2 separate regions of the Homo sapiens genome follow, and region 2 is linked to region 1. Evidence: chromatin contacts called from ENCODE Hi-C or POLR2A ChIA-PET data. All regions are on one chromosome and are shown on one strand. Each heading gives the region's core, a stretch centred on a gene start or an enhancer-like site at or near the end of the contact. The rest is flanking DNA. Distances are from core to core; before and after follow the strand shown. Region 1 holds the start of MPP7-DT (MPP7 divergent transcript). Region 2 holds the start of MASTL (microtubule associated serine/threonine kinase like).

What was found. Hi-C counts contacts between places; a loop is a spot of excess contacts on that map. ChIA-PET counts read pairs that join two places held with the same protein, here RNA polymerase II (POLR2A). Pooled maps may share reads with other maps.
Region 2: a loop to region 1 is called in a map of B cell, with 35 times the contacts of the local background. The contact joins the promoter of MASTL here to the promoter of MPP7-DT in region 1. A Hi-C loop is called at or near these places in 4 of 168 maps with a recorded cell type or tissue (B cell, CD4-positive, alpha-beta T cell, CD8-positive, alpha-beta T cell and 1 more) and 16 of 50 pooled maps. POLR2A ChIA-PET finds 5 or more read pairs at or near these places in 2 of 52 experiments (CD4-positive, alpha-beta T cell and naive thymus-derived CD8-positive, alpha-beta T cell).

Annotation. Positions count from the first base shown.
Region 1 is chr10:28,300,283-28,305,725 of GRCh38, forward strand. It overlaps MPP7-DT (MPP7 divergent transcript), which reads left to right and starts at 2,887. Exons shown (of 2, transcript XR_930772.3): 1 at 2,887-4,147; 2 at 5,117-5,443. MPP7 (MAGUK p55 scaffold protein 7) reads right to left here and starts at 2,782. Exons shown (of 17, transcript NM_001318170.2): 1 at 2,579-2,782. RefSeq lists a silencer at 2,329-2,968.
Region 2 is chr10:27,152,387-27,157,829 of GRCh38, forward strand. MASTL (microtubule associated serine/threonine kinase like) reads left to right here and starts at 2,966. Exons shown (of 12, transcript NM_001172303.3): 1 at 2,966-3,226. The coding sequence starts at 3,041. YME1L1 (YME1 like 1 ATPase) reads right to left here and starts at 1,998. Exons shown (of 19, transcript NM_014263.4): 1 at 1,792-1,998. The coding sequence starts at 1,824. RefSeq lists enhancers at 2,728-2,787, 3,408-3,657 and silencers at 2,848-3,057, 2,855-3,053.

The DNA.
Region 1 (5,443 bases), core at 1,637-4,136:
AAAACCATTGGGGGAGGGGGAGAAGTCAAAGCTTCAGGTAAGAATACAAGCAAATACTTTACAAACAGCCAAAATATCTTTCCAGTGTCCCACAATGCAAGAGGGCTGGGCTTATGAGAATAAATGATTCATTTTCTGTATAATCAACAGATGATAAAAGTTCCTTTATGGAAATTTTTGCTTGGGTGCTAGAAATTTTGACAGGAGAGTAAAAGTTAAATAAAGCCACTAAAACATAAATAAGTAAATAAATGCTGGGCTAGAGTGACAGCCTTGTGTAAGAAGAGTTGCCTTATATGTTACATGAATATGTTAAAATGTACATGTGAAACAGAGGTATTAGCCACAAAACAAGAGATAACTTCATGATTAGAACAGTTACATTCAGGCTGGGTGCAATGGCTCACGCCTGTAATCCCAGCACTTTGGGAGGCCAAGGCAGGCAGATCACTTGAGGTCAGGAGTTCGAGACCAGCCTGGCCAACATAGTGAAACCCCATCTCTACAAAAATATTAAAAAAAAAAAAATAGCTGGGCGTGGTGGCATGCGCCTGTAGTCCCAGCTACTCAAGAGGCTGAGGCAGGAGAATCACTTGAACCAGGGAGGCAGAGATCACAGTGAGCCACAGCACTCCAGCCTGGACAACAGAGTGAGACTCCACCTCAGAAAAAAAAAAAAAAAGAGTTCCATTCAGTAATCCATAAGACATTTTCATGTTCCTGATAACTAGTAAATTTAACAAAACCTAACGATTCTCTAGAATTCCCTAAGCCTTAACATCATACAAGCGGCTACTCCCAACTACCCATTTCAGCCTGTCCCACACTAATGCCCAAACTCCTTTGGTCAAGTTATTCTAATTAAGAAATTATTCTTCAATCCGTCTATAAATTTACAGTAAACACTTCCCGAAACAAAGTCATAAGTCATGATCAAAATGCATTACACTTCATTAGTATTTTCCTTCTGCATATCAATTATTTCTATTCAATTCAAAAAAAGGTACCGAAATTCAATGCTGAGCTAGAGATGCAAACACAAATAAGGTTCTCTAATTTGGAAAGCTTCCCAAAATTTAAAATAGAGATTTTCACACAGCATTCCTAACTTTTGTTTGTTTTGCCTGTGTGGAAAATTACCTTTCACCTGAAATTCAAACTAGCTAAGCAACCTGAATGGAAAGAAAAACCTCGCAGATAATATTTCTTTACTTGAAAATAACCATCTCCACCTCTGACCTGTGTATACGGGATCAAATTGGTATGCAGAAGTTGGCTTGATGGCGGGAATCTTACCCAGATTTTGGATTAAATCCATTATAGGTATAAAATAAAGTAGGAGTAAAGTGGGGCAGGATTCCTTTCATTTCTAGGGCTTTCAGTTGACATACCTGTAAAATGGACATGCTATGCACAGCCTGCCTCAGAAGAGTAGGAGGATGGCATACTATATAATTGATAGAGTGCTATGAGCTTCACGATTAAATGGAAATACTGTTTTTATAGAACCAGAGTGAACCTGAGCATAGAAAACTCTCCAAGGGCCATCGCTGTGACATTACCGCTAAAACTCAGTGACCTTCATCAATTCACTTGTAAACAAGCAATATATTGAGCAAGTCAAAGGAAAGGCAGCAACAATTCAAGATACTTCTTTATAAGTAAATCAAATTACGTAATTAATAGCCCAGGATTTACCTGCAAACTATTACTGCCTGACTAGCAGGTGCATCCCCAAAGCCTCGAGTACAGAGACTGTTTTTAGAGAGCCCCCCCTTTTTTAAATGTGAATATTGCTTTTAAAAATTAGAAAAAGAAAAAAATCACAATTCTACTCCCACCCATGGCACAGTGACAGAAACAAGGTCCCACCCCCACAATCCTTTCAAACCTGCACAGGCATTCCTCACGAACACTCCTCCCCCTCATTCCTACCTCACCGCTCCCCACTTCAGCCCAGACAAAGCTGAGTTACTCGGCTGGGTCTACCTGTCACTTAAGAAAAAGCCCCCAAATAGATTCACGCTAAATGCTGCTTTTAATTTTTTAAATAGCAAATAAGTAAATAAATAATGCTATCGTGTAGATTACACGGCCAAACGCCTGTTCTCAGAAAACATGTAATTAACACGACCCAAGTGAAGACGCCTTTCTGGCTTAGGGAAAGAAAAAAAAGAAGCCAGCCAGCTTATCGCTCCCTTTCAGTCGGTTCTTTTCCCCGGGGAGCCGGACTCTGACTCAACTCCGCAGTTTTTCCTCCACCTGTCGGTTCTCCCCGCTCTGGGTCTGCCCCGCCGCCGCCCCCGCCCGGAGTCCCGCGCGTCAACAGGGGTCTCCAGGGGTCCTCAGGGTCCCGCCCGAGGCGGCCCCGCCCCTGCCCCGGCCCCGCCCCCACCTCCTCACAAGGTGCCCGCCGCGGGCTCCCAGGCTGAGGCGCCTAGAGGCCGGCAGGAGGCTCCGGAGGACCGCGGCACCGCTCGGCCCGGTCGCCGGCGCAGGGAGCAGCTTCGGGGGCCGACCCCACCGCCCGAGCCTAGCCCTGGGCTCCGACAGGCGCTCCCCAGAGGCGCCCCATTACCTGCTCTGGGCTGCCGCGGTCCGCGGGCAGGAGGCGCACTCGCTCTGGCCCCTGCAGCCCCGGGCCCGGAGGCAAGGAGGCAGCGACCGCCACCGCCGCAGAGGACAATCGGGAGCCAGCGGGCTCGGCACCGCCGCGGCGGGCGCAGAACGCACGAGCCCAGTGGGAGCCCGGCCCCCGCCTCCAGCCCGGCTAGTAACCAACACGGCCCCCACCCTCGGAGGGGCGGGACCGCGGTTGGAGGGGCGGGGCGGGGCTGCACCGCCCGCGGGTAAGAGGGGCCTGCTGATAGGCTGCGAAGGCGATAGGCGTCTCAGACTTGAAGACGCCTCTCCAGCAGAACTCCCTCATTGGTCGGCAAGAGAAAACAAAGCTGGGCTCTGATTGGTGACAGCTCTGTAGCTCCTCCTCATACCCGCAGTCCCCGCAAGTTCCACCCCTGCCCGCCCGGTTCGCTCGCCCTTGGTTCCCACTCCCAGGTGGCTGCAGACTGGAGTGTGTTTCATGGACGAGCAACCTCCCTGAGGAGAACCCCGGATACGCAGGTTCATTCGCCAGATGCGAGTTTTCTTAAGCCGCTGCGATTCTCTGATTTCAGTATGAACTTGGTGAATAACGTAATCTTTAACTTCCTTTGGATTCAGACAAGTCTCCTAGGTTTAAAAATGCTGCATAAGATTGAGAGGGATATTGTTATGCACGAAAAAAGACATAAGGTGTTTTCACCTTTGGCGACACTGTAGGTGACTTTTTCTTATTACCTTTTTGTGTTCCATATTGAACATGTACTACATGATTAGAAAAAAAAATTCTTAAATAGAAAAATGAGTAGGGTGCGGAGAATGGTAAAGACAAACTTTAAGGAAATCCAGAGAACTGATTCTTTCACAATAGAAGAAAATACAGTAAACATGCTTAATATCTGAGGGCTACCCCGAAAAAACATGAACTGGTATCAGCGCCCTTCAGCTCTCTTAAAGAACTTTACATATGTGACCGAGGTGCCCCCATACTCCTTCCTATCATGTAACCAACACATAATGTGGACAGCACTACACTGCAAACAGAATTACAGGAAGACTCTTATAGGAAGAATTAGAATCCAAAGTACACAATCAATAAAGCTTTAGAAAAAGGGGTAGTAAAAAGCAGAAGACAAAAAAAAATCAGGTAATATAAATTGGAAAGCTCAGCTGATGGAGGGAATCATCAGAAAAAAAATAATGTGACAACACTTCAAGATGTGATAGAGACTTTGAATGGAAAGCTGAAGGGAGAGGAAGGGGATTGAGATAAGGATCAATGACCTGCAGTTAATATGAGCTCTCAGAACACATCCCCCAGAACTGGTGTCAGCCTAGAAGGCAAGAAGCATTTCTCACCTAGGGACCACTCTCACTTAACTCTCTCTAGCTGCCTTAACATTCTGTTTGTTCTTGTCATTCTCGCAAAGTTCTAAAACAGGCTATTTGAAATTAAGCACTTCCCCCCAGCAACTCCGTGAATTACGTAATAGTGAAAAATGGAGATAGACAAAAAGCAAACCTGAGGAAGGAAAGGAATGTTAAGGTAAACATAAACTTAAAGAGAAGTAAGGGCAAAACACCTGATAGAAAGAAGACAAGAAATTCTTTTTTCTCTCTTACTTCCTGAGAATAAAGTAAAGGTCTTTGGAGGACAGAATAACCTTATTGCCTAACAAAAAGAGTTTTTACCAAACCTTTCTAATAATAACTGTAATTCTAAACTGTAGTCTAAAAATACGTGTCCTAAAGTAAGTACTTTGAGCAAATAGTTTTGAGATCTAATATTTTTACATTGTGTAAGGAAAAGAAGAGGAACTTAGCCTAGTATGAACAAACTGTAGGGAATACCCTTCAAAAGTTTCTTCTACAATAACACCTGAAATTCCATCACTAACATTCTTTCACTGGGATTAAATAATGTATGTCTAAGATTATTCTTTTATTCATTTACTCATCAAACGTAATCAATATTAATCATCAAATACTAGATACTGCAATGAACGAGGCTTTCTACTAAGCACTCAGAGTATAGCCTTGAACAAGACAGACTTGCAGCTGTTTTTATCAGAAGATGGACAATGATCCAATAAAAAGATAAACTTCCAGACCGGGATCAGGGCAAAGAAGAAAACAGTGACCAGAGGGATGGGAGACACACTTAATTTTGGGAAAGGAGAAAAATGCTTTAAGGAGAAATGATCTAAGAGAAATGCTCTAAGATTTGAGGCACCACCTAAATAAGAAAACACCAACTTAGCAAAACTCCAGGGCAGATAAAATAGCAAGAACAAAGGACTTGAAGTAGGAAGAAAAGTGATGTATAGCAGGAACAGAGAGAAAGCCAGCATGGGTATCATGGTGCATAAGGAGAGTGCTACTAGACAGGTTGGAGAAGGAGGTGAGGACCTCGTAGGCAATGGTAACTTTGTATTTTGTTACAAGGATTCCTGACGGGCAACATCGAGTTGCTGATAGTGGAGTAAAATCATTATTTTTTTTTTTCCTTTTTCAGAGTCACCAGTAAAATGAGCATTCATTCATTAAGCCAATCATCAGGAATGGATCTAGGAAGAACCTACTGTTTACTAGAAATAGGTTAGATCTGTGGATATAACAATGAATAAGACAAGACTGGTGGATCTATAGAGAAACTATTACTGCACAGGTGATGGGGAAATCAAGAGTACTATGGGGCCAAGGAGACTGTCCTGCAGCAAATGAGGAATAAGCTGAAACATCAGTAGGAGCCATCCCAGAGAAAAGGGACAGGGTTCTAGATCCAGAGAACAACAGAAGAGCATTCAGCGCCTGCAAGGGAGCAGGGGATCTAATGCAAAGC
Region 2 (5,443 bases), core at 1,716-4,215, 1.1 Mb before region 1:
ATGTGTTACCATCCTTCAAAGCAAGAAATGCCTGAGAGTCCTCACTATATTTGAGCCCTGTTAAGACTGCCTAGGGTACATAAAAATCCCTTTATCATCTCTACCAACATCACATACTACTAACTGTCCATTCAGTTGATGGTAAATTCTCCTAAAATCAGGCCTCTTGATGTGAACTAAGGCAAAGAGTTGAGTTTCAAAAACTTCAATACCATATTCAATAGGCCATGTCAGACTTCTTTTTCAAACAATTACTAGGACTTCTCCAGACACTGTCATCTTGGTAAATAGCACCTTCAATGCATTCATCTGATCAAACCCAGAAACACCTCTCCCCATCATCTCTCTGATCTCTCATGCAATTCCACTTTCTTCAAAATATATCTCATTCTCTTCTTTCCATAACCACTGCAACAGCTTTAATTGGGGGGTGGGTGGGTATTTTTAGCTGATAACATCTTCCACTCTTGCCCTCTCCTATTCTCCATATAGCAAAAGCCAGTCATCTCTTAAAAATGAAAATCTAATCATGTTTTAAAACTTTCAATGGTTCCCAATACACTTAAAATGAAATCAGCCATAATATATCCTTTACTCCCTGTATGATCTGCCTCAAGTCTTTTCTCCAACCTCTTCTGTCACTACCCCCTTTAACTACTATGTTCTAGCCACACTAGCCTTATTTTTGTTCCTTCAACCTGCTAAACCCTTTCCTAACTCAGGACCTCCAGGTATTTTTCTGTATGCCTGTGATACCTGTTCACTCTTCACCTTGCTAAGTCCTACTCATATTTACTTCATATCAATATTAAGAGAAGATTCCACATTTGCTTTGCTCACCTGGTACATAACTGATGCCCAATAACAAGCAGCTGCTTCAGTTTGTTAGCCAGTACTAGCACAAAAAATTAAAAATTCTTAAAATGAGGGGGAGTAAAAGTTACACAAAGGAACACAATCATATGCTTAAATCAAGAACCTAAGAGTGTCGATTTTCTTAAAAATTATGTTTTAAAAAAACTCAATGTTTTAAAAACTATTTCTTTGCAAAACTGTAGGAACTCTCAAAAAATCTATTAAAATGTTACCATCAAAAAAAGAGACTGGAATGAAGCAAGAATAAAACATTGTCACAAGTGATTGCCCAAGAGCGTAATGAAAACCCTTGAAATCATTTTTCTCTTCACTACCTTTTGTTTTACAAAACGATGAGGATGAGGCTGAATCAAAATTTTAACTGCAAACAGTTTACGACTCGGAAATACACATTTTAGTTACTTCTGGTCAAAATGAGAAAAAAACTTGCATGGCTGGCCATCCGAAATATTATACCATGTTTGGGTTAAATTTAAATTCCATTTAAAAGGAAATAAAGAGCAGGGGATAGGGGCTGTGAACACTAAAGCCACTGGAAAGTCGGAAAAAAGGGAACATTACCTGCTCCCTTTAATGTATGGTACAGACATTTTCCCACCCCAGAACGCCGGACACTGAACAATGCCGGACGGATTCTCTAGCAGAAATTCCACGCAATCAGTTCGATAAGCCAGGGTCTCTCTCTATCACTGAGCTCACATCCCGCCTCTGCCCTCAACAGCTTCATCGTCAGCACTGAAGTCTCCGGCCCACTCTCAGCGTCGTCCCCTGATCCACTCCTCAATCCTGGGATTCGCATTGAGTACATCACTTCATTTCTAGAGTCCCTTCTGAGAAATCGCTTCCACGAGCGCAATTTGCAAACAGCCACGGGCAGGGCGGGAGGAAAAAAAATGGGCTGAATGCCTGGCTTACCTGGGGTTGCACCGTGCTCGACAAGGAAAACATCTCCGGCGGGCCCTCAGCGACCTCACCCGCCTGCCGAAACTGTGCCCCTCTGTCCACGGCCCGGCGGGGAGGCGCTGAGCCCTTCTTTTTTCCTTTTTCTCCGACCCGTTGCCCCTCACTCCTCCCAGAAACGGAAAATGGCCTCCCCTTCCTACAGCTACTGCAACGACAGACAATCCGCCCCGGAAGGCGAGGCGCTAACTCAACAGTACTTCCGGGGCAAGTGAGCGCCCACAAGGCCAAGTGCCTGCGCGTTCTTTCCCGCGGAAGTAGTTGACATTTACAAGGAGCAGCGCCCCCAAAGGTCTTTAGCTGTTTTTTAAGGGGAGAACAGCCTTTACCCTCTTTGGACTTTTTCTTCGTTTTTTTTTTTTTTGGAGACGGAGTTTCGTTCTTTCGCCCAGGCTGGCGTACAGTGGCGCGATCTCGGCTCACTGCAACCTCTGCTCCCCGGGTTCAAGCGATTCTCCTGCCTCAGCCTCCCGAGTAGCTGGGATTACAGGTGCCCGCCACCACGCCCGGCTGATTTCCTCTTAAGACTTTCTACAGCTTCCTTATGAAATCTTCTGACTGGGCCTTGAGCAATAAGGTCTTTTGCTACAATTTAGTGCTCTTTTCCTCACACTAAATCGAAAACTCTCCCTGTTGGTCCTGATCTGTTTCAGTCAGGCAAATTACATCCTGGGAAAACGTCAGATGACAGGGGAGGCCACTCGCTTCCTGCTCATCCAGTTTCGACACTTTCTGTGCTTTCATTAGCTTCCAGACCTCAGCCCTGGCCCTCGCTTTACTGTACAGTCAGAACTGGTTTCTACGCCTCGCGAGGGTGGGAGGTCGTGTATGGGAGGAGGACCGCTTCCCACCAGCCTCGTTGGGAAGCCAGGAGAAATCTCTTCAAATCCTGCGATTCAGAGTCAAGTCCCAGTCGTCCTTTTTCTGGTCGGCCCAGAACTGTTTGTGCCTCCTCCCTCATGAGGAATGATGTCAGTGGGGCCGCGGTCGCCGCCCACGAAGAGTGTAAGGCTGCGAAGTCGGGGCTTTCCCGACGCCCCCTCCGTCCGCGTCTGCGTAGGGGAGGTGACGAGGGCGGGGCGCGGCGGCGGGGTGACGTCACGGCCGCGCGCGGCGTGGGCGGAGCCTCACTTTGAACCCAGTTGGCGGGAGTGGCTGCTCGCGGAGGGGCAGTGTCTGCGGGGCCGCTGTATGCTGTCCAGCGATGGATCCCACCGCGGGAAGCAAGAAGGAGCCTGGAGGAGGCGCGGCGACTGAGGAGGGCGTGAATAGGATCGCAGTGCCAAAACCGCCCTCCATTGAGGAATTCAGCATAGTGAAGCCCATTAGCCGGGGCGCCTTCGGGAAAGTGTATCTGGGGCAGAAAGGCGGCAAATTGTATGCAGTAAAGGTAGGAAGTCAACGAGTAGCAAGGAAGGGGTTAGGCCCTTCGGCCCTCCTTCCTGCCCCACCGGCTTGGGCAGGCCCCGGGGTTGCTGGAGCGAGGAGTCTGGGTGGCCTGGCTTGCTGAAGCCTCCAGAGCCCTGCGAGCTGACTTCTTTTTGGGGCGACATCAGCGGTCGGGTCGGGTGTCTCGCCTCTGTTCCGCCCTTCCCTCCATATCTCAGATGCCCAGTGAGAACAGCAAAGTTTGACTCTCTTCTCCCTGCCCAGCGTTAGCAAATGAGGAAACTGAGGCCAAAGGCAAAGGGACTTGACCGAGGTGATTACATCGGTCTTAGTACAACAGGCACTTAAAGCCAAAGCCGTGATTCGTAGTCTCACCCTGGCTTGAGTTAGGTTTCTTTTTTATTTTTTTTTGAGGCGGAGTCTTGCTCTGTTTCCCAGGCTGGAGTGCAGTGGCGCAATCTCGACTCACTGCAAGCTCCGCCCCCCGGGTTCACGCCATTCCCCTGCCTCGGCCTCCCGACGAGCTGGGACTACAAGCGCCCGTCACCACGCCCGGCTGATTTTTTGTATTTTTAGTAGAGACGGGGTTTCTTTAGTAGAGACGGGGTTTCACCGTGTTAGCCAGGATGGTCTCGATTCCCTGACCTCGTATTCCGCCCGCCTCGGCCTCCCAAAGTGCTGGGATTACTGGCGTGAGCCACCGCGCCCGGCGAGTTAGGTTTCTAAATCCAAAAGGTTTTTAGTAATTAGTGGTTTTGTTTACCTTGTTTGCTTTGACGTGCAGAATCGTCGAAATTTTTCTACCACAGAAGAGTGATTAATCTGTAGGCACTGATAACTTTTTAAGTTTTATTCTTAACCAGAAGAAAGATTACTATTTTCTGAGAAGTCTTTAATAATTTTTTTTTAAGACAGTCTTTCTCTGTCGCCCAGGCTGGAGTGCTGTGGTGCAGTCTCGGCTCCCTGCAGCCTCTGCCTCCTGGGTTCAAGCGATTCTCCTGTCTCAGCCTCCCGAGTAGCTGGGATTACAGGCGCGCGCCACCATGCCTGGCTGATTTGTGTAGTTTTTTTTTTAGCCGAGATTGAATTTAGCCAGGTTGTTTTGGTTATGTTGGCCAGGCTGGTCTGGAGCTCCTGACCTCAGGTGACCCGCCCACATCGGCCTCCCAGAGTGCTGGGATTACAGGTGTGAGCCACCGCGCCCTGCCCTGCTATGAATTTTTTTTTTTTTTTTTTTGAGATAGAGTTTCACAGTGACGTGATCTCAGCTCACTGCAACCTCCACTTCCCGGGTTCAAGCGAGTCTCCTGCCTCAGCCTCCCGAGTAGTTGGGATTCCCGCCACCACACCGGGCTAATTTTTTGTATTTTTAGTAGAGACGGGGTTTCACCATTTTGGGCAGGCTGGTCTCAAACTCCTGAGCTCAGGTGATCTGCCCGCCTCAGCCTCCCAAAGTGCTGGGATTACAGGGGTGAGCCACCGTGCCTGGCCTTATGCTGGTTCCTTTTTAAGTGCTTTTCTTCTACCCTTTTGTGCTCTTCTCCACCTGTCTTATTCATGTATTAAGATTCATCTTAGCTCCCCTTCACACCTTCCCTAATCTTTCAGAATTGGAAGATCTGATTGAATTGGTTACTTTATATGTTCCTGAGATTTTTACTTTTCCTTCTACAGTACTTAGTCATGATCAGTTGAAATGAAAACACCAATCCATGTGTTCAGTCAGTATTTGCTTAGCACCCACCCTCTTTGTGTCTACGAACTGGACAACAATGGGGAACAAAACACACATGCCCTCATAGCCAGTGGAATGATAGGAAAAATCATGTTACCAGCTTGCTTTGTCAGTTTCCCTCAGTTTTCTTAAAGAAAGGAGTTAAGGCAGGAATTTATCATGTACTAATGATTTTATTAAGTACTCGAATAAATCTTTGAAAGAAATATGCCTTTTTTTCTTATAGCAGTCCTGAGAATTGATCCCAGTGTTACTGACTATTCAGTTTAGTGCTCCAACTTTATTTTTATTTATTTATTTATGTATTTTTAATTTTTCTTAGTGCTCCAACTTTAATAGTTCTGTTTCTGTACAGATTACCTTGAAACTTGAAAAGAGTAATTAGTTTTCTGTAAGACAGCATTTGGGACTGTTAAATTTCAGTAGTTCTAATCATTCCAACTTAAGATTTTTTTTTTCTAGGCAAACTTCCGACATTCTTCC